Linked DNA regions of Homo sapiens: region 2 is linked to region 1. A link is a loop called in an ENCODE intact Hi-C map of the cell type or tissue named here. Cell type or tissue: PC-9. All regions are shown on one strand. Links, peaks and the distances in the headings refer to the core of each region. The heading gives the core; the rest is flanking DNA.

The links. Peaks named below come from ENCODE experiments on the same cell type or tissue, not always from the same donor. Only the 100,000 strongest peaks of a DNase experiment are listed, where the experiment ranks them.
Region 2: it touches region 1 in a loop (2.7-fold over the local background); 1 of 110 quality-filtered maps calls a loop at or near these places.

Annotation. Positions count from the first base shown.
Region 1 is chr1:172,631,957-172,648,169 of GRCh38, reverse strand. No RefSeq gene overlaps it. Among named protein-coding and RNA genes, the nearest start is that of FASLG, 19 kb to the left of the region's middle. RefSeq lists an enhancer at 8,434-9,633. In PC-9, for the core only: no CTCF peak of the experiment used is centred there; DNase peaks (open chromatin) are centred at 8,389 and 9,159; H3K4me3 peaks cover 792 bases; H3K27ac peaks cover 2,975 bases.
Region 2 is chr1:172,343,787-172,359,999 of GRCh38, reverse strand. All of the region lies in intron 17 of DNM3 (dynamin 3), which reads right to left. Among named protein-coding and RNA genes, the nearest start is that of C1orf105, 69 kb to the left of the region's middle. RefSeq lists an enhancer at 1,107-1,186. In PC-9, for the core only: no CTCF peak of the experiment used is centred there; DNase peaks (open chromatin) are centred at 7,379 and 8,119; H3K27ac peaks cover 1,739 bases.

The sequences.
Region 1 (16,213 bases), core at 6,844-10,843:
GTCCTCATATTCAAGTGTGATACATTGTGCATGACTGAGAACAGTGTGGAGGTCACACATGGGTTACTAAATCGTATCATGACTAACAGTCCGAATTTCTCAAAAAGAAATGGCGAAGCATGAATTCCAAACTTAGATTAATGCCTGGTATTAGAGGAACTCAAAAAAACAAATATTTGTTGATCAGATGAATACAGATGAATAAACTGACACTCAAATAAGTTAAATGACTTGCCTGAGATTATGCATTCTGTGGGTGTTTGAGGCAAAATTCTAACTCAGAGGGCCCATTGTGAGAGTACTTATAAAAAAACAGTGATCCATGTTGGGCGCAGTGGTTCATACCTGTAATCCCAGCAGTTTGGGAGGCCGAGGTGGGTGGATCACTTGAGGTCAGGAGACCAGCCTGGCCAACATGGTGAAACCAGTCTCTACCCAAAACACAAAAAATTAGCCAGGCATGGTGGTGGGCGCCTGTAATCCCAGCTATTCAGGAGGCTGATGCAGGAGAATCACTTAAATCCAGGAGGCGGAGGTTGCAGTAAGCTGAGATCGTGCCACTGCACTCCAGGCTGGACAACAGAGCAAGACTCTGTCTCAAACAAAAACAAAAAATGCAGTGCTCCAGGTGATCCTGTGAGTAGCGCCCCCAAGTGCCTAAGGCTAAAGGGACCATCACCTGCAGGACAGTGAGGAGGTGGGATAAGGTGGGAGGCGCACCTCAAACAACATGTATTAAGAATGGAAACGCCTGGGTCTTGTGGGCTCTTTTATGCGGCCTTTTTTGGCCTTTGTAATGCTTCATTACAAAAACATGTGTCATGGTGGGTTTGTGGGAAAGTAGATGCACCAAAGGCTGACTTAAATGTCAAAGACGTTGCTTTTGTCACCCACTGTTTCCTTTGAGCACCTAGCAGATGTTGGTCAAGGGTGTGCAGCTGGATGCCTCGAGAGCCTTCCACCCCGGGGGGCTCATGAGAAGCAAGTTTTAAGCATATGGGCTCTGTGTCTGAGGTGTGGCTTCCTGTCTGTCACAGACCTGGGGACGATAGGAAAAGTATGGCCCCAGCCAGTAGTGAAAAGGTCCCTAGCTCTTGTACCAGTTTTTACAAATGAGGTCTCTCTCCTGAGCCTTATTTGCAAGCCAGCTGCAGTACTGTTATCTTAGTCTGCTCACACTGCTATAATAAAATATTATAGACTGGGTTGCCTAAACAACAGAAAGTTATTTTCTCACAGTTCTGTAAACTGGAATTCCAAGATCAGGGTGCCAGCATGGTCAGGTTCTGGCGTGGGCTCTTTTCCTGGCTTGCAGATATCCTCCTCCCTGTGAGTTCACATGGCAGAAAGTGAACTCATTCTTGCTCTTCTGATAAGGCCACTAATCCTAGCACATTCAGACTCCATCCTTTTGGCCTCATTTAACCTTAAGTACCTCATGTAAGTCCTCTCTTCAAATATAGTCACATTAGGGGTTAGAGTTTCAATGCATTAATTTGGGAGAGTACAAAATTCAGTTCGTAACAACTGTCTTACCCACCTAAATCCTTAGGCAACTCTACACTAACATGGAGATCATCCTGCCCTGTCTCTTATTTCAAACATGTGGACATTGAGAGGGGAGAGGGTTTTCCCAAGACCACACAGCCAGCATGTGGAAGAGTTAGAAAGAAAATCTGCCCTGTCTCTTAGTGCTTCCCCACCACATCTTAGATGTCTGGAAATAGAAAAATGGCAAGCATTTGTTTCTGTTCAATTCCACCCATATCTATCTTGAGCACCTAATACGTACATGGCACCCACGGAGGGTGCGAACACATAATGGTCAAGGCACAATTCCTTAGGGCGTTCACAGTCTGGGGGCCATGTTCCTAGTGTTGTCTTTACATTCCCTCAACTTCACCAGTTGTTTCCGTCCTTCATAGTTAAAATACTAACTCAATATTCTTTTGGGATAGGTGAGGAAGAAAAAGGAAAGGAAAGAAGCATTTATTTAGCACCTACTATATGCCAAGCACTGTGCCAGGAACATTATAGATATTGTCTTATTTGGCTCTCAAGTCGTCTTCTAAGATAAGTATTATTATCCCCCTTTTGCCAATGATCCAGGGACGTTGAAGAATCCATGGAGTGGTTAAGCTTGGATTTGAATTCAGGCCTTTCCACCAGACCACACTGTCCCCTCCTCTTTGCGGACTCTCGCATGCCCTTAGAATGCCTTTGACAAATAAGATTCCCCCCAACAAATAGTACAGTAAAATCCCTACTTGTTGTCCTAGGAATTCCAAGTTGGAGTTTCTCATTCTCACTTTCAAACACCCCCACACTCCCACTCCCACCACTTCTCCATGCCTCCTATTTTTATTTTTTTAAAAGATAAAGAAAAAAATTTGAAAGCCACACTCTCAATCACTAGCTATAATCATCTCACTAAATTGTCTGTGCTCCAGGCTCCGAGCCTTCTCAGACTCTGCATCCTTCCCCTCACCAACGACAAGACAGGAAGGTCAGGTGCTGTCACCTCTTCTATTTACAGAAGAGGAACTTGGACGCCAACAAGGCTGTGTCCCTCTGCAGCAGGAATCCCAAGATGAAGCACAACTCAAGTCTTCAGGGGTCCCTACTCCTGGACTTCACTGAACCACACTGAGTGTTGGGTTTCCATGTCATGTTTGTGTGTTTTTTTTCCATTTCCTGGGAAATCTCTATCATTGAAGCCCCTTCCTTGGTTTGTTCCCTTCATTCATAACTAATCCTATTTTATGTTATTCTAGCTTCCTGGTTTGACATAGTTCTCCAGGTTGTGCCTGGGAATGTCCTCTGCTCAAAAAGTTCTTTCTTCTTCCTGGGGAACTCTTCCTTTCAAAATCGGCTCAAACATTACCACCTGTGTGAAGCCTTTCCAGGCACAGTGAATCCTTTGCTCTCAGTTCCTGTAGCCTGCTTATTATAACACTTAACACACCAAGTCATTGGGAATCTCTCCTATTTCCTAAACTCAAGCATTATAACTACTGGGACAATTTCTTGTTAATTTTGGAGTCTATAATTCCTAGTTCAGAGACTGGTACACTGAAAATGCTCAGTAAATATTTACTGAGTATTGCTAGCCTATATAGACCCTATGGGGTAGAACTAGAACCAACAGCGGAAGGTTCAGCTCCACTAGACACTGAGTTTCTCAAGGACAGGAGGAACATCTTTCATCTCTGGATCCCTACTGAGTTAACCATCAAAGTGCTGCAAGCAGAATGAGTTGTCCTGAGCAATGGTTGTTTCCCAGTTCCGAGAGATGTCTGAGCACCAGACAAATGATGGCAGGGGTTTGGGGTGGAGGGCTGCACTACATGTCCAGAAGGCCTTACCGTACTCCAAAGTCCATAGTGCTATGGTGAGGGAGAGGTTGATTAAAGGAACGAAAGACAGGTGAGAAAAGAGGAGGACAGAGGAAGGTGGAGGTGAAAGAAGCAAAGAAGAAGAAGAAAAAAAGGTCAGTGAGGAAAGGGAGGTTGAAAACTGGAGAAAAGGGGGGGATTGGAGGGATTGGCAGGAAGAACCAAGTAAGAGAATGGGGCCTCCTGAACCTCAGGTAGGAGACCCCTCCTAGCCCATAGATACAGTCATAGAGAAGAAAAGCTGAAATGTCATAAGCTGCTGATATTAGAAGTCAGTCAGAAATAGACCTATTACCCATCCCACCCAAACAGAAGCCAAAATCCAAAGAGGCCTGTTCTTCTGCCCCAGGCTATCCTTCCTGTGCCAGGTCCAGAGCCCCCTGATGCTGCCCTCTGACAGAGTCCCTGTCTGCCTACCCAGGCATCCTCTGGCTGTCTCCCATTCCCCTGCCTCGTCACTGTGAAGGCCAGCCTACCTGCTCTTTCTTTGCCGGCTTTAGAAACTCGCCCCCATCAGCACTGCGGAGGTTAACCTTTGCATCTTGCCATCCACCTCTGATCTGCCCTTCCCCTAACAGGGCCTGGTTTTCACATACAGGCCTGAGACACCTCTGTCCATCCCCAGGACAGCTGTCCATATATGACTCACTGGTTCAGCTGCCTCTTCCTAGACTTCTAACCAATAAACACCCTCAATCCTACAATGCACTTTACCTTGCCCCATCCAGGCTCTCACACATCAAAGTGACTTAACCACAAAGAAAGAGAGCCCTGGCTCAGCCCTGGGCTCTCTTTGATGCCCATACTGTAAGGGTGGGAATTTCAGCAAGGGAGCAAAGGTGCCAGGGTTTCCTTTACCTCTGGATTAACCTTCCCTTACAGCTCTGTACCTCCCTTATTTCTGCATAGCAAGCACTTCTCTGGCTCCTGTGTCAAGTGTGTGTGTGTGTGTGTGTGTGTGTGTGTGTGTGCGCATGCATGTGTGACCCCCCGCAGATTCCTGCTCCTTCTCCCTGTGCTCAGGTTACCCAGCACCAGACTCAGGGCAAAGGAGGAGGCTGGAGAGAATCACGTGACAGAGAATAAAGACACAGATAAGGACCTAGTAACTGTGGTCGCTAAAGTGGTTTCATTTCCCCAACACTCCTTCAGTAGATTCTGTTTCAGCTCCTGCTCCACACACAGGAAGGGGGGCAGCGAGGTGGGTGGGACATGGAGGAAGTGGCCAGAGGAGCATCAGGAGATGCTTCCTTTTGCAGAAGGCCTGGGGGCACAAGCTAGGCACAATGACCTCTCCCCCCAAGTATCTCCTGCCCAACAGCCCCTTTCTCTGGTTCACAGACACATCTTTTCTGTGTTCTCCATTTTTTCTCAATTTCCTACATCTACATACTGTTTTATTTCTTGGAAGGAAATCCGTGTGTTCAGACATGAGAGTCAGAACTAGAAGTAATTTTAGCACTCAGCCATCCATGCACTCATTCATTCATTCATTCATTCATTCTGTGTATCTACCACGTGTCCCTCTGCTAGGCATGGACCCTGCCCCCAGGTCTCAACAATGTGATCATCCACCATCACTTCCTCAACGTTCAGTTGGAAATCTGAGATGGAATGACCTTCCCAAACTGTACTGGGCATCGTGGTTGGCAGCCTGCCATTTCCAATAATGAAATGCCTCAGAGCAAACAGGAAAAGATTAAATATTAAATATGTTTGGTTTAGAGATTTCCTGTGCACAGATGTCGCTCATTCCCTGCCTCATGTTCTCTGTGCTTCATGCATTCAGGGGATGATCGGATCATGGTTGGTGGGCAGCTTCATGCCACAAGGTCAGAGATACTTATAGTTGGTTGACAGTGTTCCAGACATAAGTGTGGTCCCTGCTGGGTCTGAAGATATCCACATCCTAATGACATCTCTTGTCCTGAAGGAAGGGTTGAACATTATTGTCTCTCAAACTCCCCTTCCTGAATCAAGCAGAAAGTTTTAGGTTTTTTTTTTTTTTTAACCTGTACAGCATTTAAGCTTCCTCACCTAGAAATATAGGCTATAACTCAGATTATTATGGATTTGACTATCAGCTAAAAATCAAACTCTTTAGAAAAAAGACAGACTACACTAGAGAGTATCCAGTCCAAACTATAATATAAAAGATGAGAAAACTGAGGCCCAGGAAAACAGTGAATTACCCAGGCTCATTCAGTTGTGAGTGGCAGGGCCAGAGTCAAAACCTCCATTCCCCCAGCATCAGTCAAGGCCAGGCACTCACCACAGAAGCACAAACCCTAGCTGCCCTGGAGATAGGAATCAAACCATATGAAAATGTACTTCTATCCAGATAAATCTATGATGTCATTTTGCCCTTAGATAATTGATCTTAGAAACTATACATTTGTCCTCAGCTGGACATAGCATAGCAGAGACTATGCTTCTTGATTCTCTGAACTGAGGGAAAAAAATTGATATTTGCCCTCCTCAAGAAAATATCCAACATTTTAAAACCTGCTTCTTAAGGTATGAGGAGGGGTCTGGGGAGGGGGAGAACCAATTTCAGGAGCCCAGCCCTTAAAACATACATGGAGAGAAATGAGTGTTTCTATATGAACACTCTTAAATTTTTTTTTTCTTTTTTTGAGATGGAGTCTCGCTCTGTTGCCCAGGCTGGAGTGCAGTGGCATGATCTCAGCTCACTGCAACCTCTACCTCCTGGGTTCAAGCAATTCTCCTGCTTCAGTCTCCTGAGTAGTTGGGACTACAGGTATGTGCCACCACACCTGGCTAATTTTTTTGTATTTTTAGTACAGACAGAGGTTTCACCATACTGGTCAGGTTGGTCTCGAACTCCTGACCTCAAATGATCCACCCGCCTTGGCCTCCCAAAATGCTGGGATCACAGTCGTGAGCCACCGCGCCTGGCTGAACACTCTTAAACTCACATAGCAGAGTTCTTGTGGAGTGACAGCACTTGGCCATTGTAGTGTAAATTTGCCCTGCAACCATCACCCCATTTTTGCTAACAACTGTCCAATTTTCTTTGAGCAACCACCTGTGCTTCCCCCCGTTTATGGTTCAGTTGCAGCTGGTCCCACTGCTCCAGGCATAAGGACAGAATCCAGCTTGCTTCATTAAAGCCATGAGTCTCGTCAGCCCCAGTGACTAGATTATGGATGGTCCAATGCCCCATCTGACTGTTTCTGAGTAGCTCTGGGACCTTTGCTGAAGCTACTGGGAAAGAAGTGCTTTTGCTCTGCTGGGCTTGGCTGGTCATCCACATGGGAGTGTCTACAGATGGCAGAGCTGAGAGATGGACAAAGACAGATTCCAACTGGACCTTAATCTGGGAAATCCATCACTAAATTTTTTAAGTTGTAGAAGTCAGAATTTTCTTTTTTTTTTTTTCCAGTGTAAGCCTATTTGAGTTGGGTTTCTGTCATTTGCAACCAAAAGAGACCTAATATACCCTCAACAAGGACACTGAGTAGATGCTTAAAGAGAATAAGAGTTTAAGTTAAAGGGCAATGAAAACTGCCTGAGTCCTGCCAGCTCCTGAGAAGAGGAAAGGTTAACTTCACCCAAATGGGGGCCCTGGCCCTAAGTAGGGTGCTTTAGTGGGAGAGCAGAGCTTACCAGGAGACAAGAGCTCATCCCGGGCTGACCTCTAGTTCCCCACCCACCTAACATTCCACTGAGTTTCAGTGTGAGAATATGAAACTGCTTTTGTTGAGGTTTCACCTCCTCCGACTCCCACAATTCTTTCCAGGTCCCCAGAATATAATTTTTCAATTAGAGGTACCCCTAAATGCCTGAAATTAGAGTTCATCACCACTACATATTCTCTCTTGCTAAAACCCAAGTTTCCATCATGTATGATGGACATCCCGATCTCAAAGTCCTTCTTTCCCTGCCTTCATCCAGCACAAACAGGGCAGACTTCAGTCCTTTCACAAAGACACAGCATTAAGCCTTCATGACTTACTAGAAATCCTACTTTTTGAGTAGAAGCCTTCATTTCTTATTGTCTTTCCTGGGTGATTTTCTGCTAATCTTCAGTCCCTCTTCCCTCCCTGGAGTTTGGGGGAAGGTCAGTGGTGTAAATTATAGACTGATAAGCCCCTGCAAAGCCAGGCAACCTAATCAACCACTCCACCAATACTTCCTGAGCACCTGGCACCAGGTACCATTGTGGGGATATAATGAAATGGAAAATATTCCATGTCCTCAAGGATGTTACACAGCTACCAGGGGTGGAAAGATTGTCTGTAGCTCTCAGACGGTAAAGTAGCTATAAAGTTCATGGGAAGTCTAAGCATAACACGTTTCTGAAGCTCATGCCACGCCATGTGCTCTACCGCCATGACCCAATCTGTTTGAAATGTTTAGGCAGTCTGCCTGGAAATCCTGCTAGCATGTGGCCAGTGCAGGTCATCAAGTCACCAGGAGCGGGCAAGGGAATGGTGCAAGGCTAAGAGCTCTTTGGTTCTACCGTGGCTTATTGAGTTCCTGTGGCATAAAGCTCTACACTAACTGCTTCAGGGAGGCAAAGAGGAACAAGTCAGTCTAGGAACCCTGATTGTCCACGGTCAGAAAAACAGCACTGAAGCTGAGAAGTTCTTATGTAACAGTAACTACATTAAAAAGAGAAAGTGCGAGAAACACTTTAAGAAGACTCCAAATTAGTACTGTGTTAAAGAAGAGAGATGGCATATTTAGACTGGAGAAGGAGGAAAGAACAGAGTTGGGAACTGAAGAAATATTTCATGGGGAAGGCTGAATTTGACATGGGGCTTAAAGAATTATTATCTCCATTTATTTTAGCTTTATTTTTAAACAAATAACAACAACAAAACCTTTGGGCACATTTTATTGGAAGCATCATATGAAGAAAATTACCAATTAAAGAGAAATGGTCAATCTGGTAAGTGACCTGAATCCTCGTTGCTAAGTTTGCTCAGAACCCTCTGGGCATTCCTGCCAGCCTGGCTTAGTCTGCTCATGGAGCTGCAACCACAACAGACCATCCTGTTCCTCAACCAGCCCTCCCTTAAAAGGCAAGGCACACACATGCTATGCCCTTGGGTGGATATTTATCCACAGCCAACCTTCCAGGGCACAAGCTTCACAGGCAGTCACCTGCCGCCCAAGGCTGCTCCTCTCCTCATGCAGGATTCTACCCTGGTTACTTTCCTTTGGAGAGGCTCTGACATAACGAGAATCAGGGTTTCCAGAGATGAGACAGATCAGAGACTGATCTGCCCACAGCACTCTGCGGTCTGGGCTCGAGAGCTCAAGCGTTCCAGAATGCAGTGGAACATGTGTGTACTCCACCAAGCAACAGAAATTCAGCCGTCATCTTGTTCCATAGGGCAGCAACATGCAGGGCAGAGGGAGAACCACTCCTGGGTCTTCTAGAAAACCAAGCCAGCCTCAGTCACACTCACAGGGGATCTCAGAATGTTAGACAAAGGAGGCTTCACACACCGGAAGCCCAGGCAGCAGAAGCCAGACACAACCACAGCACACAGAAAGTCAAAGATACTGGGTAGATATAGAGCAGTGCCAGGAGTAGATTTTAGTGTTTGATTTTTGTCGATTATAAGTGTGCATCCTGTTTATCTGCCTAGTGAAATGCATAGAGATAAGTCCCAGCCTGTAGATATAAAGGACGTGTTTCATCTTTTTTCATGCATGAGTGTGTGTATGAATATGCAAACAGAATGAGTGTATTGATGTCTCACAACCAGGTAAAGTTGCATTCCTGTGACTCACTGAAAATGTAAGACATTTCACACTCATGAATAACCAGCCCCCAAACCACAGGACACAAACCATGTCCTTTTACTTGGTTTTCAAATAACCTCATGCATAGTTTTGTGCTTTGAGAGCAGAGGAAAGAAACTTTCTTATTGGAAAAGGAAAAGAAAAACAGAGGACAGGAGAATTCTTCTCCCACCAAGCAGCTCCTTCCTTGAAGATCTTTCCAAAGAGACTGTTCATTTAGTCAACAAAGATCCGTGGAAAATTTAAGAATATGCAGAAACCCTCAATTTACTCACTATCTAGTGGGGGATATGGAAAAGTAACTATAAACTTTAAAAAACAGTTATAACCGTATGGTAAGAGTAGACACAAGTACCTTACAAGCAAGGAGGGCGGTCATCAATTTCACACTTGCAGGATCACAGGTGTCAGAGGTTGTAACCCTCAAGCTAGGCCCCCAAGTGATACAATAGGTAGAAGGCAGTTAAGCTGAAAGGAAAAAGAGTCATTCAAGGCAGACAAGAGAGCATGAAAAGAGAGCAAGATATGTTGTGCAACCTGCCAGCTAGGGTTCACCTGGCTTTATTTTTCTCTATGGTACTTAGTGCCATCTGATATTTTACACAATTCTTTGTTTATTGTCTGTCTCCAACTACAATGTAAGCCCCCTGAGGGCAGGGACTTTGTTTTACTCTCTGCTACATCCCCAGAACGTAGAATAGACTTGGTACAAGGAGGCATTAATAAATACTTGCTGAATGCACAAATGTTAGAGAGGAGTGAGAAATGAGGCTGGACTGCCAGGCAAGGTAGCCCCCGCAGGTCATGAGGGCCTTGTGTGCTGTGCTAATGCGTGTGGATGTTACCTTGGAGATCTAGAATAGTGTTCACAAGCTAGCAGCCCACAAGCTAAACACAGAAGTGTTTTGCTTGACCAATAACAGGTTTTTCATATTAAGATATTTTGTATAAAAACCCAGGTTGCCGAATTTCCTTTAAAAATTCAGAGGATGCAGTAACAAGGGGCCTGTAGTCTCGTAAGGCAAAGTCGGCTGGTGCTGAGCAGTAAGTGCCCCTTTAATAACACCTGTGTTCTTCAGTCCAGCACAGTCTGCCCCAGTCCCAATTGTCTTGCTTCAGGCCTTCCTTGCTCATAATCATCTGCCAGTTCCATGTAGATAAATGAGTTTGCAACCTCTAGCCTAGGTTCAGAATGTCTAGTTTAAAAATTCCACCAAGATAATGAGTCTCCAAAACACCCCCCTACAATGAGTCATGCCTTCCAGTGTATTTATGCCCTCCCACAGTGAATGTGAGCTGCTTCTGTGTAACTAATAGAATGCAAGGGAAGTGACGCTGTGGGGCTTCCAAGGATAGCTCATGAGAAGGCAGACATCGCACAAGAAGTCTGACTATCCTGAGGCCTCCATGCTGTGAGGAAGTCCAAGCTAACAATCTGGAGACACCACACAGAGAAAGAGAGTGAGATGCCCTGCCAGTCCCCAAGGGTTCAAGCCATCCCATCTGAGATGCTAGATACAGGAAACCCATCTTGGACACTCAGGCCAGAAGCCATCTACCTGCAACCATTCACAATCATATGGGAGACCCCAAGAGAGAATTACTCAGCTGAGCCCATTCAATCCACAGAACCATGATAAATAATAGTAAATTGATTTAAACCACTTCCTTTTTGGTGGATCATTACATAGCAATAGATTACCAAAACACCTCCATTACCATTTATGAACTGTATGGTCTTCTGCAAATTATTCAGCATTTTAAGCTTACATTTCCTCATCTTTCAAGTAAGGATCATAATATCACTGCCCGCAGAGTTTTTTGAAATTAATGAATGAGATCATGAATGGAATGTACTTAGCTGTGAAGCTAGAACAAATATGATCGATGAATTATAAGTGCTCAATAATGGTTAATCATTATTTTACTTTGCGTCTCATTATTATGGTTATTGAAGTTTGTCTAGTGAGTAGCACGTCTCAAAACCAGCATGCAGAAAAGGAAGAAGAGGGGAGAAGAGGCTAGGAAGGTGGTGATGGACAGATCAATTTCAAGGAGGGTTTCCAGGAGAAGACAGTTCTCAGTGTGATGGGTATGACTTGATATCCCAGACTCCAGGGAGCCCGGCAATTGACTATTTCACCCATTTTGGTGTTCTGTTGTAAGCATTCTGCAAGCTCCTATAAAGTCACAATTCATTAATTTGTAACTTATTAAAAATATTACACAGCACAGATTATATATGTCAGGCATTGTACTAGGTGCTGGGGATAGCAGTGAACAAAGATCCCTGCCTTCATACAGCTTCCACTCTAATGTTTATCAAACAAATAAAGAAGTAAAATAGAAAGTATGGCAGATGGTGATAAGTGATAGATGCAGGAGGAAGATAAGAGGGAGGGTCCCTGAAGAATCTCTAACTGGCCTATGCACTGGGAGAACACGGTGGGGCCCCAGGGGAAGTTCGTGCCATTTGCAGTGGGGAGGAGCCTGGCCTCTTCAGCTCCTGTGCGTGGCCTAGAATCAGTCTGTGAGATGGAGGCCTGTTAGCAAGAACCCTGCTTGCTTTGCTGAGAGTTTTTTTTTTTTCTTTTTTCCTTCTCGCCCAATAAATTCTGTTCCCCTCACCCAACGTGTCTGCATGCCTAACTTTTCCTGCTTGTGTGACAAGAATCCGGTTTTAGCAGAATGAAGGAGCAAAGTTCTGCAAATAAGTACAATTAAAAAATAAATAAATAAATAAATAAGGGCGATAATGAGTGTGGGGTGAAGGAAACTGGATTGTAATTGTAAGTCAAGGAAGTCTTCCCTGCTCATGGTGGAAAATGAAAGCGGTATCTGGGTGTGGAGGGACCATCGCTTAGGCATACAGAAGGATCCAAACATATAAAGGAGCTCATACCGTTATATCTAGTGATTATCAGTGACACTAATGGATATATATGTTTTCTCCCAATGATTCTATAAGGCAAATGTTATATATTATTCTTAATTTACTCAGTCACTTTTTTATCCTATTGCGCTGTATTTCTCTTTAAGCAATTTTAAATTCTTTCTGGAAGAGGCAAGACAATGTATTAATCAAGTGAAATTGGATTAAGTAATAAACAATTCCATAATCTCATCAGTTTAACATAACAATAACATATGCCTGACATATATAATCTGTGCTATATGAATATTTTTTAATGTTATAAATTAATAAATTGTGATTTGATAGGAGCTTTCAGAATCTTTAGTATAGAACACCAAAATGAAGTAAATAGCTAGTTCTCTGCCTTCCTGGAGTTTGGTATATCAAGTCATACCCACCACAGTGAGAACTGTCTTCTCCTGGAAACCCTCCTTGAGGTTGATCTGTCTATCACAAACATTAACAATAGTGTATTTTTTGTTCACGCCAAGTCCATACTGGGTGGGATCAACAGTGCCTTCATTTAGGGACCCTGACCAGCTGAAGCTCCACTGTCTACACTGCCAATCACTGCAGCAGAGAGAAGGAAAGCTGGAAAATTGGCATCAGCTCTTAAATGCTTCTCTTGGAAGGGACAAAAGTCTTCACCTCTGCTCACATTTTATTGGCTAGAGCAGGACATAGGTGTGATCATCCTCAATGCCTAAATGGAAAAAAAAAATAGATATTGATGAATAGCTTAATGTCTATCTTTTTAATTTAATTTTATTTATTTATTTTTGAGATGGAGTCTCGCTCTGTTGCCAAGGCTGGAGTGCAATGGCATGATCTCGGCTCACTGCAACTTCCGCCTCCTGGGTTAAAGCAATTCTCCTGCCTCAGCCTCCCAAGTAGCTGGGATTACCAGCACCCGCCACCACGCCCAGCTAATTTTTGTATTTTTAGTAGAGATGGAGTTTCACCATGTTGGTCAGGGTAGTCTAGAATTCCTGACCTCAGGTGATCCACCCGCCTCGCATCCCAAAGTACTGGGATTACAGGTGTGAGCCACCACGCCCGGCCTAGTTTATCCTAGGTGGATAAGTGAATAAACAGAGGTGATAGATAATAATAAATGATAGATAATTGATAGATATATGATTGGATAGATAAAAGAAAGGGAAACTGAGTCTTAGAAATGGTAGATAATTTGTCCACAATCATACAGTTTGTAAGTAGCTGAGTCAAGATCAGAACACAGATCTGTTTGGATTTCAAACTGGTCTTAGTGACAGAGTTCGTGGACTCCATAATGCTGAACAGAGTTCCTTGATACCAGGTTAGATTTTAGAAAATAAATGTGCCTTTCTGACTGTGTTAAGTTTATCTTTGAATTTTGTTTTCATGAAGCACGGTTTGAAGAACTCTCGCACTTTTTTTTCATTAAAACCCTATCATTATTCAACTACTCTAGAGAGTACCTCACTCAGCTGAGACTGAATGTTCCACGAGAACACAGTTTGAGAATTGCCATAATTAAAGCCTCACTCTGAAGCATTTTCCAACACCAACAGCTGGATTCTCCAAACACCAACTGGGTGTCCAACAATTCTATTCAATTTTAACACTAACTGCCCAGAGTTAGTGCAGACTCCACGGCTTAAGGGCCCAGTGCCACAAGACTATCCCTACTTCAGATGCCAGTCACAAGCCCTAGACCTCTTGTACTTCTGGCCAACTGGTTGTCAACTGGGGGCTCCTATGATCCCCTCTTCAGGTTCAATAATTTGCTCAAACGGCTTACAAAACTCAGGGAAACACTTTTCTTAGGTTTACCCGTTTATTATCATTTTACAAGGGACACTAACGAACAGCCAGATAACGAGGTTCATAGAGTGAGGTTCAGAAGGGCCCCCAGGGCAGGAGCTTCTGTCTCCACAGAGTTGGAGTGTACCACCATCCTGGCATGTGGATGGTTTTACCAGCCCAGAAGCTCTACAAACTCTGTCATTTAGTGGTTTTCCAGTATTTAGGCATAATTGATTAAATCATAGGCCACTGGTGTTTAGCTCAGTCTCTAGTCCCTTTCCCCACGCCAGAGGTCTGGGGGTGGGGCTAGAATTTCAAACCCTCTCTGCATTTGTCTTTCCTGTGACCAGCCTCCATCCTGAAGCTACCTTAGTGTCCCGGAGCCACCAGTCATCATTAGCATACAAAAGACATTCTTATCACTCTGGATATTCCAAGGGTTATAGGAGCTGGTGCCAGGCAGGAACTAGGAAAAGACCAAAAAAGTTTTTAAAATTGTATCACATTCACCATGCTCATTCTAATTTTATTGCAGAATATTTAGAACTTATAGCTCTGAATGGAGAGACAGTAAGCGGCTTTCAAGAAACAGATAATAGAAGGAGTGTGGGACATCGGAAAGAAACAATCATCCTCAGCATTTTATTTTATTTTATTTATTATTATTTGTTTGCAACACAGTCTTGCTCTGTCACCCAGGCTGGAGTGCAGTGGCGTGATCTCTGCTCACTGCAACCTCCACCTCCTGGGTTCAAGCAATTCTCCTGCCTCAGTCTCCCAAGTAGCTGGGACTACAGGCGCCTACCACCACACCCAGCTATTTTTTTTTTTGTTTTTTGTATTTTTAGTAGAGATGGGATTGCACCATGTTGGCCAGCCTGGTCTCAAACTCCTGACCTCAGGTGATCCACCCATCTCTGCCTCCCAAAGTCCTGGGATTACAGATGTGAGCCACCGCACCCAGCATCCTCAGTATTTTAGAAGTTGTTCAACTGAATAGATTCTGGAAATGACTGAAACTTAGCATCAATATTTGAATGAGTTTTAATAGATAGTGTGTTCACATCTTCAATGTGGAGTCCTGATAAGTAAGCAACAAGGAAGAAGGGGCCCCAGGTGGGGGAAGGCCCCAAGTGGGGAAGAACAATGAACAATTGTTCTGAGAGCTGACTAATCACACCTGTAATCCCAGCACTTTGGGAGGCTGAGGTAGGTGGATCACAAGGTCAGGAGATCGAGACTATCCTGGCCAATATGGTGAAACCCTGTCTCTATTAAAAATATAAAAAGTAGCTGGGTGTGGTGGTGCATGCCTGTAATCCCAGGTACTCAGGAGACTGAGGCAAGAGAATTGCTTGGACCTGGGAGTGGAGATTGTAGTGAGCCAATATCACGCCACTACACTCCAGCCTGGTGACGGAGCAAGACTCCATCTCAAAAAAAAAAAAAAAAAAAAAAAAAGGCTAATCACAAACAATGGGATTAGTACCCTTGTAAGAAGAAGCCAGCTAGCTAGCTCTATTTCTGTCATATGCGGTCACAGCAAGAAGCCAGCCATCTATAGACCAGAACTCAACCCTGCTGACACCCTGATCTCAGACTTCCAACCTCCAGGATTGTGAGAAGTAAATGTTTGTTGTTTAAGCCACCCAGTTTATGGTACCTTGTTATAGTAGCCTGAGCTAGACATTACCTTTCCAAAATGAAAACATTTTAAAATTCTGAAACACATTTGTTCCCACAGGCTTGAATCAGAAATAGTGACCTAGATTATTATCATCCTTTCCATTGATGAAATTTTCCAGATATTTTGCCCACTGAACCAGCTTGAGAGCTGTTATTCTACTCCTTGTAATGATGCCTTTCTTACCTTCCCAGGCTGATATGGGACATGATTATTCTTCCTGTTGTCTGTTATCAGTGAATTATGTCACTTTTCCTGTGTCCTTCTCTCTTATTTATCTTCCTCCATTAAAACACCGTACTCTTTTAGTTTTACTGTCTGTGGACGGCTTAAATGTTAGATAGCTCAGTGGAGGGTCAGTGTGACGACTCTTGCATCTGCACCCAGATCTTTGTCCGGAATCCAGGAGGAATCAGGTCACATGAATGAATCGAAGATCGTAAATGTGGAGGAATTTATTGCCAATAAAAGTGCCTCTCAGTGGGATGGGGAACTGGAAAGGGGATGGAGTGGGAAGGTAGTCTTCTCCTGGAGTTCGGCCGTCCCCAGCCAAACTTTTCTCCAAGGTCCCACTGTCAAGCCGTTCCTCTGAAGTCAAGCTGCTTCTCTCCGACGTTTGGCTGCTTCTCTTCTCTCCTTCTCTGCCACTCT
Region 2 (16,213 bases), core at 5,312-9,311, 290 kb after region 1:
TTTTCCTCCAAGGTCATAGTATACAGTTGATTATAGGAAAGTCTTGTGTTTTAATGGAAAATAGGGCAAAGGTTATGTGCAACAGGAATCCAGTCATGTGGAGCTTGCAGAACGCAGGTTAGGCTCATAAAACTGCTCATTAAAATGCTGTGTTCTGAAGCAAAAGCAAATAAATGAGCTCAGGGAAAAGAGCCGCAGAAAATTGTCTAGAAATATTTCCATGAAAGACTGTGAAAATAGTCCTTCCCAGTCATAAGAAACGTGCAGATATTGCTTATACAAATAGCCCACACTTAAAAGACTTTTAAATACCTTCCCTGAAATGCTGGTTTTGACCTTCTGCCAAGAGCTACTTAAGGTTTTTTTTTTTTTATTTTTCTGAATAGACTGTATGATGAGTAAAAAATAAAAAGGCATATACACCAGAAGCTTTTAAAACAACATGAGAAGAACAGTTTGGTTATTACTCCCTACTCCAAATTGTAGTTTAAACTTAGCAAGTTCACAAGTTCTACAATGGTTTTAAATGCCAATCTCAAATTAAAGAAATTAAGACAAAAAAAATCTTCAAGATTTATAGGGCTCCCTGATTCTCTACATTTTACTATCTTACAGTAGAGAAAACATAGATTGAGGAATCTAAAAAAAAAGTAATAGTTATGGCTTGCTGGCAAAATAATGAACAGCAAGAAGATTTCTAAGAAGACAGCCCCAAAGCAATTCAGACAGACCATGCTTACACAACGGCTGGCTGGTCTATGCGGCCTCAAGCCAAAAACAACAGCCAGCAGCTCCCATCACTTAGAAAGGAAACTGCACTACTTGATGCTGATTAAATGTGTGTGTGTGTGTGTGTGTGTGTGTGTGTGTGTGTTTTGTGGGAGTTGTTCAGATGCCCATCTGATTTTCAGTATAAATTCAGTGATGCCCCAGGCCCCGTCTGAGCCACCAGAGGGGCAACCAGGTGAAATCTCACCATGCTAAGTGATTAACCAGAGTGAAGCCAGCTCACAGAAAACAGACTGCTCCAGAAAGAAGCACAAGTAATGAGTCATGTGGTCTGAAATCATACCGACTACTCTGTCTGTGGCTTTTTTTTCCTTGCACCATTTCCACAGTGTGTTAGAATCAGGAAGGGAGACCCGGAAAGGAGTCAAATATGAGCATGGAAATTTTATGTGCTTTTTATTATCTTAAGTAAAAAGAATTACCAGTGGCAACATTCCCTTTATACTTCTACAACTTATTTTATCTCAAGAAAAGCAGTCTGGAGCTGGCTTGTGAGAAGCAATGAATCAAACTGAGAGAGACTCCTTCTAAAAGCCAGGCTGGATCACAGCAGGCTTCTGGCCAACATTTACTCTGCTGTTTCAGTCAGGTTTCACTGCTGTTGTTGCTGTTTCATTCTGGTGGGGGAGGGAGCTGACTGAGAGTCTTGTAGAGATTTGGCTAAAATAAAAATAGAGCTATTTTACAAAGCTAAACCAACTCACATCCTGTGAGATAGCCTAGATGTTTGATAAACCACATCTTGGCAACAACAGCTCATCTCTGAGTTAGCTGTAAAAAGGGATTTTCCTAATTCATCCAGCTCTAAACAAAATAACCCGCTCTTCTTTCTTCCCACTGGTGTTTGACATACCTTATTCAGGAATAATTATTTCTTTTACTTTAGTAGATTTTAAAAGCTAGCATTGTTCTTTCCATAGTGGTCATTTACATTTTTACCTACGCACACACACATATACACACGCGCACATTCTTGCACAAGTTAGCAAGATTTAAAGCCTCTCATTTTTTATTCTTGAAGTCCCGAAAGGGAAACTGCTATTCATGTGCCAAAGAACACAGCCATTCATTATTATTTTTTCTTTATTTCTCTCTGTATACCCTCCCAATAGGATTAAAAGCGGTCTGGGATGTAGGGTATGAAGGCAGAAGAAGGAGAGGAGTGGGAGGTAGGAAAAGATGGCATTTTAATAGCCTCTACCACACTGATTCAGCACAGTAGGAACCTTGTGCTTCAGACTCAAACTGTTTCCTTCCTGTTCAGCATTGCACTTGGCCCACTTTTCCTGAAGCCATGCATTGATGTCTGTGGACAGAACTGGAGGTAACATATAAATGGCCTTTCTTAGAATATGGGAGGATGGAGAGGTCTAAGGAAGCTATCATTAACACTATCTTTGATTTGTAAAATAATTTTCATCTTGAAATAATTTGTCTTATTAAAAGGTTGAAAATTAATACAAAGAATTCCTGTACATCCTTCACCCAGATTCTTCGAATGTTAGTATCTTACAAAACTACACAACAATGATCAAGATAAGGAAATTGACATTGTAATACTATGACCCAGGATCTAATCCTCAATCATGTATTACATTTAGTTATGCCTCTTTAGTCTCCTTTAATTTGGAGCAATACCTCAGTCTTTTTTCATCTTTTATGACCCTAATAATTTTGTACAGTATTGACCAGTTATTTTGTACAGTGTCCTTCAATTTGATGTTTCCTCGTTATTAATTTCAGGTTGTGCATTTTTAGCAAAAACACGCCACATAAATGGTGTGTCTTTCTCAGTGCATTACATCAGGAGACATGTGATGTCGATCTGTCTCATTACTAGTGATGTTAACTTTGATCATTTGGTTAAGATGGTGTCTTCCAGGTTTCTCCACTGTAAAGTTTCTATTTTTTCTCCTTTGAAATTAATAAGTATCTTGCGGGTGATATTTGAGGCTATGTGAATATCCTGTTTCTCATCATACTTTTACCTACTCATTTTAACATCCATTGATGATTCTTAAGAGAAACTATTACTGTGATGTTTTGCAAATGGTGATTTTTAAATTTTGATCTTCTCTTCTAAATTAATTAATTATGAGGAACAGCTTTCCCTTCTCCTTCATATAATTACTCATTCAACTGTTTATTTATGTAAGTATGGATTCTTATTTTATTCTATGGATTATAATCCATTACTGTCATTATTTTATTTCTGAAATTGTCCCAGATTTAGTCATTGGGAGCCTCCTGTAATTTGCCTCTTGTATCTTTTTCACATATATCCCCATAAGGTTTTGAGCACTTCCTTACTTTCTAGCATCATGAGACATTCCAGGCTCATCTTGTACTTTCTCTGCCCCAGTCCTGGAATTTCTCCAAGGATCCTTGGCTCCATTTATTGAGAGATAGTATAAAGTAACCTTATCTTTTTCTGTGAGTCACAGTGAGTACATAACTCTCCTAGTGGTAAAAAGTCACCAGCATGTGGGTGGAGAGAAACAAAGGTCCTGTACTTCCAGTGTTGTGGGGGTACAGTTTTCATAACCATAAACTTTAATATAATAATGTCTTTCCCAGCTCAGCCTAAATTGGAAATCCTTGCTTAGGTAATGACCTGGAATCATAATAGAATGTGCAAGATCAACACAATTAAAAAAAAAATTCTGAGGAGTCTATGGCTCTTTCATTACAAATTTAAAACCCCGTCAAATTTTCAGTATGTTTAGCAAAGTGTAACTTGGATTAAAATAAGTAAATCTTATATAACAATGTTTACTGTTTTTTCCTGATTGTTTTATAAGTCAAAAATGAACAAAATATGGTTAAAACTTCTACATGGCAATGTAATTAAATTAAGTGCTGTTTAGTATTTGTGAGAAAATAAAACTGTTCAGATGGCTTTTAATCACCATACATTACTATTATTCTTGTTGTTTTAATATTGGCTTAGATTTACCTAAATGTTTACCCACTTCTTTGTCCATGTTCCTTCTGGATCATTTTCCTTCTTCCTAAAGTACATTTTTTCGTTTCGTTCCTTTTATCTTTGATGGCAAACTGTTTTTGCTGCCTGAAAGTGTCTTTATTAGGCCTCACTTTAAAATAATCCTTTAACTAGGTATTCAGCTGTAGCTTGGCAGTGTTTCCCTCTGTACTTTGAAGATGATTCCATTATTTCTGGTTTCCACTTTTGCTCTTAAGAAGTCTGAACTGTTGTTCTTTAGTAGTTGATATATTTTTTCTCTGGATGCTTTTATGGTTATCTCTTTGGCTTTGGTGCTCTGCAATTTCATTATAATGTATGTCTGGATGTTATCTGTGGTCTTCCTAGATCTTAGAATTCATGACTTTCATCAGTTCTGGAAACATTTTAGTCATTCTCCTATTCTCCTCTAGAATGATGATTAAACATATATTAGATCTTCACAGCCTGTCCTTCGTGTCCTATATACATTCCTATCTTTCCATCTTTCTGTGTTACATTCTAGGTAATTTATTCAGTTATATATCCAATCGTGTATAGGAGCTGGTTTATACCAGCTCATGAGAACCAACTGTACACGTCTCTTTCCAGTTCACTACGTCACATTGGTAGCTTAAAATTGACTACCAATGGTGGGAGCATTCACACCATGGAAATTAGCAAATGCTACAGAACAGGGCTTTCCCCCATCCTGGACAGCTACTTATTAAACATCTATCAGCACACCACTGTGTAGAACCTATTTTATGTAGTCTCTCTCCAGCTGTTTAATCTATTCATAAAATTTTAATTTCAATAACTGCACTTCATTTTTCAAGTTCTATTTGGCTATTTTAAAAATATGACTTGTCTTTAGAAAGTGTTCCTTTCTCAAATTTGTCATTTGCTCTTTTATTTCTTTAAATTTTTTAAATATAGTCCAAAATCTTTCCTACTGTTTGTTATTCTCTTGACTTACTCATGATGGCTTTGTGTGTGTGTGTGTGTCCTTTTAAATGTTGGATTGTGTATTCAAGTTTAGCTGGGCTTCTATTAGATCTGATTTGAGGGTGTGTTGCTCCAGAGAGTATTTATGTTTCTACAGGCTCCCAGAACTGCTTCCAACTTTGGTCCACTTTAATTTCTCAGCTTTGGTTCTGCTTGCGCATGTAAGTGATACATATTTGAATCTCAAATTACAGAATGAGGAACCTATACAAATGGATTCTCAAAGACTTTTCTCTCCTTCCATTCACAGTGCAAGCCGAGACAAATAACTTTCCTCATTTTCTCCTTTTAACGGCAAGCGGATTTTTCTTGATTCACCATTTTCACTGAAGGTGTAGCTTTTTAAGTGTCCTGGCTTACTGTAGGGGTCTTGGTTCCAATTCCCCAATTTTTTCGGGCTGAAGTATTTTCTCCTATCTCCATATGTCTAAGTACATCCAAAGCTCTTGTGTGCAGTGATAGCAAATGCCCCAAGGACAGCTGTGGCTTCACCATAGGCCCTCTGCTTTCCAGCTCCCTTTTTATTTTCTTACCCAGGAATTTCTCATCCTCCTGTGTGCTCAGTCAGGAATTTAAAAGAGCAATTGTCACATTGTCCTTAATATTCCTAGATATTTTGAAGTCAAGATAGCCAGTCTAAAAAAAACCACTAGAAATCAAACTCTACATGTCTTTGTGGACTTATTACAGGTTAGAATAATAAAGATTTGAGATTTCTCATTGTGATAGAAGCAGGAGGAAGATAAGGGGGAAAGTCCCCAGAGAATCTCCCACCAGCCTGAGCACTGAGAGGACAGGGTGCAGCCTTGGGAAGTTGGTGCTATTTGCAGTGGGGAGGAGCCTGGCCTCTCCTATTTCTGTGTGATAAACCAGGATTCAATCTGTGAAATGGGGGCCTGTTAACAGGAACCCCTCTCACTTTGCTGAGAATTTTTTCCTTTTCTCCCAATAAATTCTGTTCTCTCTCATCCTTCAGAGTGTCTGCGTGACTAACTCTTCCTGGTCAAGAGACAAGAACTCAAGAACCCGGTTTTTTCTACAACATTTTGTCCTTGGCCTTTTTTTTCTTCAGATATTCTTTAGCAAAAATGTCTTATTTCTCTCTCTCTCTCTCTCTCTCTCTCTCTCACACACACACACACACACACACACCCCAACACCTTTATGTCCTAAATACCTCCCAGTTAGCACTATTATTACCTATTTCGGAGAAGTTACTGATCCTTACAAAGCTCTCCGTGAACCACGAGTAAGTGGAATCAAAGGTTGAAACTGAAAGCAGTTTACATCCTAAGCACTCTTTTTGGCCAAATTTTATTTGGGCTCCATATACTGTAGACTTTTAGTTTTCTTTGATACTGATAATAATACTGTACACTAGTCATATAAATATGAATATATACTTTGTATGAATGTAGAGGCATACAGTTTTCAAGTTGTTTCACTTATATAGTTTGTTTTGAACTTTAGACCAGCTTCATGATATAAGTAGACTTATTATTTGCTTTTTCAAAAGCTAAGAGTCAAAAAGGTTTCATAATTTTTCCAAGGCCATACAATAAATTGAGAGCGTTCATAAAATGAAAATTCAAGTTTCCGAGCTCTAAGTTCAGTAATCAATAAGCACAAATCAATCAGGAAAAGTGGGACATTTTCTTATATCTGTGAGGAAGAAAGTTCTGTTGAAATAGAAGAATCTGTGATTAGGTCAGGGGGCCATATGAATACATTTCAGCTAGGGGCTCTTCTGTATATATTTTTACTTGTTTTCAACATTAGATACAAAAATGAATAAAAGCTCTGAAGAAAAACCCTTAGCTTTCTGAGTGCTTTTAATATGTGTCATATTATTTTATATCTACAAATCTTAATTTCATTATTAGTGAGACAGGGACAAGACTGGCATAAACCTTAGGACTATTGTGAAGAAAGATGACAAATTTGATTATAAACCAGTAACAGTCAAATCTATATATTCCATGGAATGCAGAAAGAATGTATCAGAGAGTGATCTGGGTTTTGATGGGTAGGAAGATGTTCATCCGGTATAGAATAAATGACAGCATCTTGCAGGCAGGAGGAACTACACATGCAAAGGTGCAGAAACAGGGCAGAGGATGGTGCACCTGTGGCCTGTGGATATGGCTGCTTGGTGGATGGAGCATCAGGGGTGTATGTGGGTGGCGGAAGTGTGAGGAGAATACCTTGAGGTGGGGATTTGAAAAAGAAGAGTAATCTCAGAGGTCCTCCTCCACTGTGCTGAATGGGGAAACAGAAAATTTAGGAAAGTGAAATGATCAGATCCCTATTGTGTTTGCTTGTGTCTATTGGAAAGGATTTTCAAGACCATTTGTTTTGCTCTTAATTTTTATTTACTTAAGTCCTCCAAAGGATCTGGATCACTCAGGATTCAGAGGGCAGGTGGTGCATATGGGTCTTCCAGAGAGCAGACATTAATATATTAGAAGCCAGAGGCCCAGGGTATTGATTGCTTTGAGCTGTATCTTCCAAATGTGCACCAGAATCACCAAAGGAAAGAGGTAACAACTTTTTCCTTACCACTGTAACTACTGGAGGTGAGTCACTTGGTATTTCTAAAACCACAGGTATACTCCAGATAGCCTTGAAAGACACACCCTTGTTGGTGAAAATACGTTAACTAAAGGGAAGCAAGTATACTAAGGTGCTCAGTAGCTCAATTTTAGTATAGTTTGTTTATACATTTTTGAGTTTTTATTTTCCCTGAGGCTTATGCTGTAGTGATTTAGGGACTCTATAGTTCAAATAAATTCTGTAACACAGACAGCTGACACAGAGGACTAGAATGTTAAAGTCCTGCTCATTCCTTGCCTATTTCCAGTTAACACTCATATAAAAAGAAAAAAAAAGTTCACTTTACAAATAGTCAACTAAAAGATATAAGAACTTTAGTCATTGAAATGACTTTTTTAGCCTTTAATGGAATGGCAATTTTAAGATACAATCTCTCTACCTTCATAGGCAAATCCTTGCAAATCAATAAATTGGAATTTCTTCATGAATTCTTAACACTCACAGTGAGATTTGTAGTGACAGCTCTAGGTTCAAAAGTGCATTCCTGTTGTAAGTGGACAACATGGGATCATCCAGTGGAATGAAGTCCAGTATTACACACACAGCTGTACTCTGAGATGTAATTTTAGACGTCAGGATAATGTATGTTGAAGCTGTGTAAAACCACAATCCACCAGTGGATCATGATGCCTTTTGGCAAACTGTTGTTTATTGTATTAGTCTCCTTTGGCTGTTCAATGATCTGGGAAGCTGACGGATCGGAATTTGTCACTTAAGCCATTCATCCTCAGCTGCCAGGAGGTGGGCACATTCTGACCTCTGGCATTAAAGCTGGGCAGAGTTCCATATGCCATTCTATGAAGAATGTAGTCACATAGCTCCAATAAAGACATCCTGTTTAGCAATACAGTGTGAAGAAAACTTCACAACAATTGTTTAGATATTTTCTGTCCATTTTAGTTGGGTAGAAGTCTGTTTTCCTTTCACCCATGTATAAAATAAAAGGGTGTCTTGAAATGGTGTATTAGAATGTGTTTCTCCTCTAGCACTAACTTGAAAACATCCAAACTTATTTTCCTGAAAACACATAAAAACTGCTAAGCTGAGACCTGATATATCAAGTTTCAGCCTGAAGAATTTTTTTGAGCCAATGGTTTATGCAGAAAATGCTGACAGATGTTGAACAGCCTCAGCAAAGCAATTTTTAAGGGAGTCCTGGGCAACAGACCATGTGGCTGCTTTGGAAGTGCTAAATTCTTATTGCTAAAAAAGTTTACTTTAAAAAATCCTAGTATTTATTATATTAAAATTTTAACAAATATTTGGAGAAAACCATCAATTATTCTATAGCAGAAGCTTTGGAACTCACTAGTTCCCATTTTGTGTATTCATTCTCTGGAACACAAAAATTTCTTAGATTTATCATTCTAAAAGGTCAGATAAGAGTCATACTTCTGGAATTATGACCTTTGAAGCAAAAGGTGTAATATCTAAATTTTTTTAATTGCCATGGGAAGTCTCAGAAACCAAGAGAATATAGATGGTAAACATTTGTGGCACTAAATTTTCCTTCCTAAGATACTAAAATATGAGTCAGGAGAACTACAAACAACACAGGTCTGATCAGAAACAACTGAATGTTTATAAGTGTTCTACAAGGGTTGCAGACTTTCCCAGGAGGGTAATAATTTAAAGGATGTCAGTGGATGCAAATGAATTTCAGCCATAGAAAGGAAGAAGAGGTGAATAGTACTTTTGTCTCTGGGAGACTTGGAATTTCAGACAGGCTCCATTTTGGATAATTCTATTTAGCCTGTCTACATTTTCTGATGTTGTTTCAGTTGGGAATGATAGAATGATATTCCTTATCCTGCATCCTGAACTGTTCAGCAGTGTCATGCTATGCTGTTAACAGCTGCCTGCCTCCATGTATATACAGATAGATGAGTTCCCTGCTGATATAAAAAGATTTTATGAATTGTGTCTTGTGTAAAAGAGAGCACTTTTAATGTGAGTGAGAACTGGAGCTTTTTTCTTCTCCCATGATTTCATTAGCATACCCCAGGCTCTGATATTCTAAAAGATTATCTAGATACTTTATTGCATTGCTAGGTTCCTTGAAGAATTGTTTTACGTTACGTTTTCTCCTAAACTAACTACAGAATTTCCTTTCTTCCTCTGTAGTGATACCACGACAGTTAAGTAATCTTTGAAAAGGCTGAATATCACCTAAATAATCAAATGGCACAAAAATATTGGTTTGCAAAAAAAATCCAGCTCTCTGTGTTCATCAGCATATTAAGTCACTAGCTGTAAGAATATTCCACATACAAGACACACAAACACACACACACACACACACACACACACAAGATAAAATGGAAGGGTATGAAAAATGTGAGCAACTTTGCAATGTTATTACTATGCCAAAAAGTCCTGAGGAAGGGCTGAAACTCCAAGTCAACTGCCACTAATCACCCAGAAGGTGACTTTCATTTATTATATTCTTTGTTGGAAAAAAATGATAACGTGATTAGTTAAAAGGATATATATGTATATGCCTAGTAGGCTTATCAGGATTGCATAATTTGAAAAAAGAACAGGCATTTTTATTTTCAGAAATCGATACCAATTTAGCATTTCCTATGTATTATGTGGGCACACATAGCACAGCATACATGTTTACCACTTTGGTATATTTCTTCTGACTCTCCTTCTGCTTCTTCTGGCCTTAGCATGAGTTTTCTATATACATGAGGGCTTGGTGCTTCTATGTTTTTAACCTCTTGCATTATAGTAATCCTCTTCACATATCATTGTATAAATAATATGATTTTTTACATAATCACTCAACCATATAATGACTTAATTCAGAATAATAAATCCTAAAGGCAAAAATAGTCTTTGGGCAAACTGATCCAATTAACATGTGGATTCTTTAGAAGCTTAGTGAACATTGTCTTCATTTATTTCATTCTAGTGAATTCAACTCAGGGGATGAAGTTTGGGAATTTTTAAAATCTCAATTTAGAAAATAGATATTTGATCATGTATTGCTATATTCACATTATCTTGAAATGAAATTCAGAACAGGATATTTTATAATTATTTTCTTATTAACATATGCTAAAATTAATAATAACTAGGTCCAAGACTATGTCAGATCACAATCAGTAGAATAAATAAAGATGGATCACTTATTCTTAGGCAAACTAGGAGACAAAATGAATTCCCTCTGACTATAAAAGCTGTCTCTGTACCTGCAAAGGATCTAATAATGGCAGCAGTAGTCACTTACTGAAAACTTTCAAGTGCCAGCGACTGAACTAATAGCTTTATGGATTTCATTTTCTCAGCTAATCATTTCGAGAATCCTCAAAAGGTGTGTTATTATCCCAGTTTACACATGAGGAAGTTGAGGTGCAAATGGATTTAGTAATTTTTCGAGTAAGTGTAATAGCAAGGATTCAAAACCCTAAAACCATTAGAAAATAGTCAGTATATAGCACTTTAAATGGATGAGCAAATGTGGTGTAGGAATCTGTAGAGCATCCAAGTGGGAAAGAAGCCTAGAGAAGTGCAAAGGAAAAACTAATATTCCTGGACATGTCTCTGAGGGCAATAACCCCTGACACTGGGGGTGGTGGTCTCAGAAGGTTGCCAGAGAAGGTGCTCTGTTTAGGACACCTTAGGTAATATAAATTACATTATTCGTTTACTGACAATGCTACTGGGAAGACGATGGGTCAGGTGGGACTGGCTGCACCTTTTCAGAATTTGAATTTACCATTTACTAACTTTTGAAATTGGGTAAATCATGTAATCTCTCCAAGCCTTAGTCTTTTCCACCACAAAATGGAAATAAGAACTCTAGCTCAGAAATATTTGTTATGATAACTGAATGAGATTTTTTTTAAAGCACCAGAACTATTCCTGGCACATATTTAGGAATTTAACAAATGCTAATTCCCTTGTCTCTTTTGTACCTAAATACATGTAAATTTTACCAAATTTTTCATATGTTAGGTAACACTAACTTTTCTTTTTATTGGGTTTCTTCTTTCCATTACTTTTTTGGTTTACATTTATTTCAGTACACAAAATACTCTGTACATAAATGTGTGAAAAATTTTGGTGGAGTATTAGAAGGAACATAGGCATAGGAATCAGAAGATATGGATCTGAATCCTGGCTCTACCACTCATCTGTTGAACGATATTGTACAGGTTAAACTAATCAGCAGTCCGTCTAATTCCACTCCTTTGTAGGTGACCTAGCTTTCTGGCTTCTTTTAGGATCTTTTTTTCTTTGGTGTTCTGTAGTTTCACTATGATGTGTCTTGTTGTTACTTATTATGTATCATTTCTTAAAAATCCTATTTGAGAATTGTTTTATTTCCTGATTCTAAGAATTGTTAGACTTCAACAATTTTAGAAAATTCTCAACCTCTCTCTCTCCTCCTACCTCCTCAATGTACTTTTAGTATACGGAATTGGATTAACTATAATCCTTGGTTCATGGCACACTTTCGTCTGCATCTGTTCATACAGTATCATGTAATACCATCTGCCAACTCAGCCCCCTGCCTCTCCCACTCAAAGTAACTATCAGTGAGAATAATTATCATTCCCTTACTTTCCTTTTATTATGGTTTTATTGCATCTATATTTAGTCTTAAAGAGTTATTTTTATCAGTTATTTTTAGTTTCATAAAAAAGAATATATTATATATAATTTTCTTTTACCTATATTGCCAATTCATGCATACCATTGAATGTACTGGAGTTCACTTGTTTGGGATGCTATATAATACTCCAATGTGTAAATATACTACAATTTACTAATTTGCCCTTCCACTAATGGCCATTTAGATTATTTCCAGGTTTTTCACTATTACAAACAGTGCTGTTATGAACGTTCTGTTAGTCGTCTTTGAATACTGTGTTTCCCCATTCTACTATTTCCTTCTAGAACTTTGATTAGAACATGTTAGAACTCATCTAACACAATCTGTGATCTCAATCCTTTTCTTTCGGATTTTATTCTGGCTTGGACTTTATTCTGGTCAGTGTATTCATATCACTACAGATTTTCCAGTTTACTAATTCTCTGTTCAGCTATATCTAATCTGATTCCTTGACACTTTTAATTGAATTTTTCATTGCAGTGATTATATTTTATTTCTAGAAGTCATTCCCCCAATCTGCTTGATCTTTTCTTCTCATACTTAAAGCCTCTTTATTTCTAAACATATTAAACAACTTTTTATTTCTGTACCTAGTAACTCCAAAATTGTAAATATCTCATCTCTGAAGGTCTGATTTCACAGCCTGTTGTTTCTCCTATTCTCAGTAGTGGTTTATTTCCTATGTCCTTCCTTCCTTTGTTCTTTGTAAGCTATTCATTTTCCTTAGAACTCTATCTTGGGGAGTTAAGGCCTGGGTCGAATTTGCATTTTTACAGAGAGGAAATAATTTTTTTTGGCGGGGGGGGCTTCTGCTAGTTCCTCTGAGGGTGGTACTAACCCAGGAAAATTAAATTCTGTACTTGAGGTTTGAGATGCTCAAACACACATGTAGTGTGAATTCAGACCTTACATTCAAATGGGGGCAAACTTGTGGCTATGCAGTTTAAAGGCAGATCACCACCCATCACTCCCCTTTTATTTAGTGCCAAGGTCAATACAATATAATTTCCTGGCTGCATTCTTCTGGACATTGGTTTTATTTTTAGTATATTCTTAGACCAGGATACAGTTTTTTCCAGTCCCAGCCTGTGTGACAGGCTCCTGTTAGGAGTCTTTGGAACTTGGAATGTACTAAGCTTTACACCTGTTTGCCAGGCATTATTTGGCCACCATGATGGAGGCACAAGATCTCAAAAATTTGGGTGAAATCCTCAGGATGGAAACCAGTGCTTTAGTTTCCTGCTTTCGTGTCATTTTCTGGCTTCTATGGATTCTTTCCTTTTAATTCATTTTGGTAGTGCATTTAATACAAATTTGATCTATTTTCTTCATCATTTAAACTATAAATATGTGTATATGTCCATGAGGGTGTCTGATTTGTCCTTCTGTTTAAAACAGAAGTCTGTCTATCCCAATTTCAACATTTATTACCTATTGCAACAGTATCTTAGTCGTCAGTCCTACATCCTAATATACTTACTCACTCCTAGTATAACACTCTTACTAAAATATAAAGATGATCCCATGTTTAAATGTCTTCACTGATTCCACAGTGCTCTTCAGATAAAGTCTTCCAGCCCTTGGCATACAAGGCCCAGCACGATTTGCTCTCTGTCTACCTCCCTGGCCCCTCAGTCTTCACTGTACACCTTCACATGCACTTCATGCAGCCATAGCTATGGACCTTCAGTTACGCCAATAAACTCTCATTTCTCTGAATTTTTACTTATACTGTTACTCTGTCTGGGATGCATTCTCTTTTCCATAGCTTTCTTCCTGATTCTTACTTTTGAAGTGACCATTCAAAAGTCACTTTCTCTTCAAAGCATTTGCTAATCTACATCTTTTTCTTTCTTTCTTTTTTTTTTTTTTTTTTTTGAGACGGAGTCTCGCTCTGTCGCCCAGGCTGGAATGCAGTGGCACGATCTCGGCTCACTGCAAGCTCCGCCTCCCAGGTTCACGCCATTCTCCTGCCTCAGCCTCCTGAGTAACTGGGACTACAACCACGCCCACAAGCACGCCCGGCTAATTTTTTTGTATTTTTAGTAGAGACTGGGTTTCACTGCGTTAGCCAGGACGGTCTCGATTTCCTGACCTCGTGATCCGCCCGGCTGCTAATCTACATCTTTGCTTGTTAGGAAAATGTAATTTAGGTACCTCTCATCTCCACCTCCTAACATAACGATGATAGCAGTTATGTTACAAGGTGATATGAAATTATTTTCTTATCAGTCTCCCCCTAAACTGGGAACCCTGGGAACAGGGACTATTTCATGCCCAGAATCAAGCATGATGCTGGACACATGGAAGGTGCTAACTAAATGTCTATATAATGAATAAGTAAATCAAGTGGCACAAATACACTTAAAAGTCAGGTATTTGATAAAGAAGACTTGTTCTAATGGATAACAGTGTGTGTGCATATGTGTATGTATGTATATGTATGTGTGATTTAGATTATCTGCTCTTTAAAATTATGCAGAATTTTTGACTTCACATCAATAAAAAGAATGAGAACTACTTTCCATTTTGATGTGCTTGACTTTGGAGCCAAATTAATAAGGAGAGAAGGGAGTAGTTCACTTAGGAAGCCCTTCATTCTCACTTGGCTGAGAACTGTTTTGTCTTCCAACATTATTGTCTCTAATATAATCAGTTTCCCTTTCTGAAGAAACCTCAAATAAGAAAGCAAGACACAGCTGAGAAAATATGTTTTGAGAACTAAATATTTTTAACTGTGATGAAACTAAAGCTTTTTGTTTAATTCCTTTCTATGAAATGAGAAACAGAAACTCTCAACTAACTGTTAGGGTTTCAGGCTAATGCCTCTGAACTTTCGAGAAAGACAATTCTTATTCCCTCTATGATTATAATTATGTTTTCTTTTCCAAGCTATATTTTAAAAGAATGCCAGTTTAGAGAAAAACTCTAGGCACATCTGATGTGGACATGAGACCCTACATATTAATGATCAACAGATAGAATAAAACTTTTATAAGGCTATAAAATATGAAGTATTCTGAAAGCTTTTGGTACTAGTATGCTTAATGGAATACAATTAATAGAATGCTTCTTTAGAAAAACACATTTTGTGATTTTTTTTGTGAGCACATGTACACATATACATGTATGTTGGTAATGGAATATAGAATTCTGATGGCTATTTTTCTTCAAAATTCAAATCAACCATTAATATTTTGAAGTGATTCCTCGTCTATTTCGAGTTTGAGCTGAGTCTCATCATAAAACACTGTGAGAAAGGAAACAAACTGCATAGATTCCATTTGGCAAATCAGAGGCCTGTAGATCTGACTGTGGTTCAGCCGCTGGCGCCATCAGTTCGGCTCCAAATCAAAAGCTGTGGAAGGAGGTAATTAGCAGGGACTCTAGACCACTCAGTTGGCAACAGCAGGCTTCTTATAGCCACTGGGAAAGTGGGTGGGAAGGGGTTCAGAAATATTCTGTAAAACAACATTTCTCCTTCAGAATAGAAGATTGCAATTATAGGGCCATTTTCGTGGGGAAAAAGCCAACTTTAACGCTTGTTTTAACACATTTGTGAAGGTGTCAATATTTAAAGAGAAAGTTCAGCCACTACCAAGGGAAATAATTACAGCCTCTAGTTCAATAAGAAGACGAGAATAGAAGACAATACCTTCTAACCCACTCACAACAGTAAAAGGGTAACATAACCTGGGCAGAGCAACCACTCACAATTCTTGGCAAAATATGGTTGCAATTCCTCATCCCATTAATTCCAGCAGAAATTAAACCAATGAGAGGCATTTTTTGCCAACGCAATGAAAATATAATTATGTAAGTCACTTTCAGAGGATGAAGTCCTCTGAATCTTGCCTGGCCGGGCTGTTGATTTTTCAAACTTGAGTGCTCAATGGAAAGAAATTGGCTACATTCGAGCTGCTCAATTTGGCTGTAGACGTGATCATTTACAGATGAAGGCAAAGCAGCCCTGAAGTGAACAGAAGATGAGAAGACTGCGTTCCAAATTGACCAGCTGAAGGAAAGTTTATATTTTAAAAAAACAATTACTTGGTCAGTGACTCATGGGGAAAGAATTCTTAAGCTTTCTTCAGGGAAACCCCAGTAAATAACATGTAAAAATAAAATGGAGATGGTGTTATCTGTTTGGTTGAGCCGTTCAGTTCACATAATAAACCTTTTGGCAAAAAAAAGGACCATTCTGAACACGATTA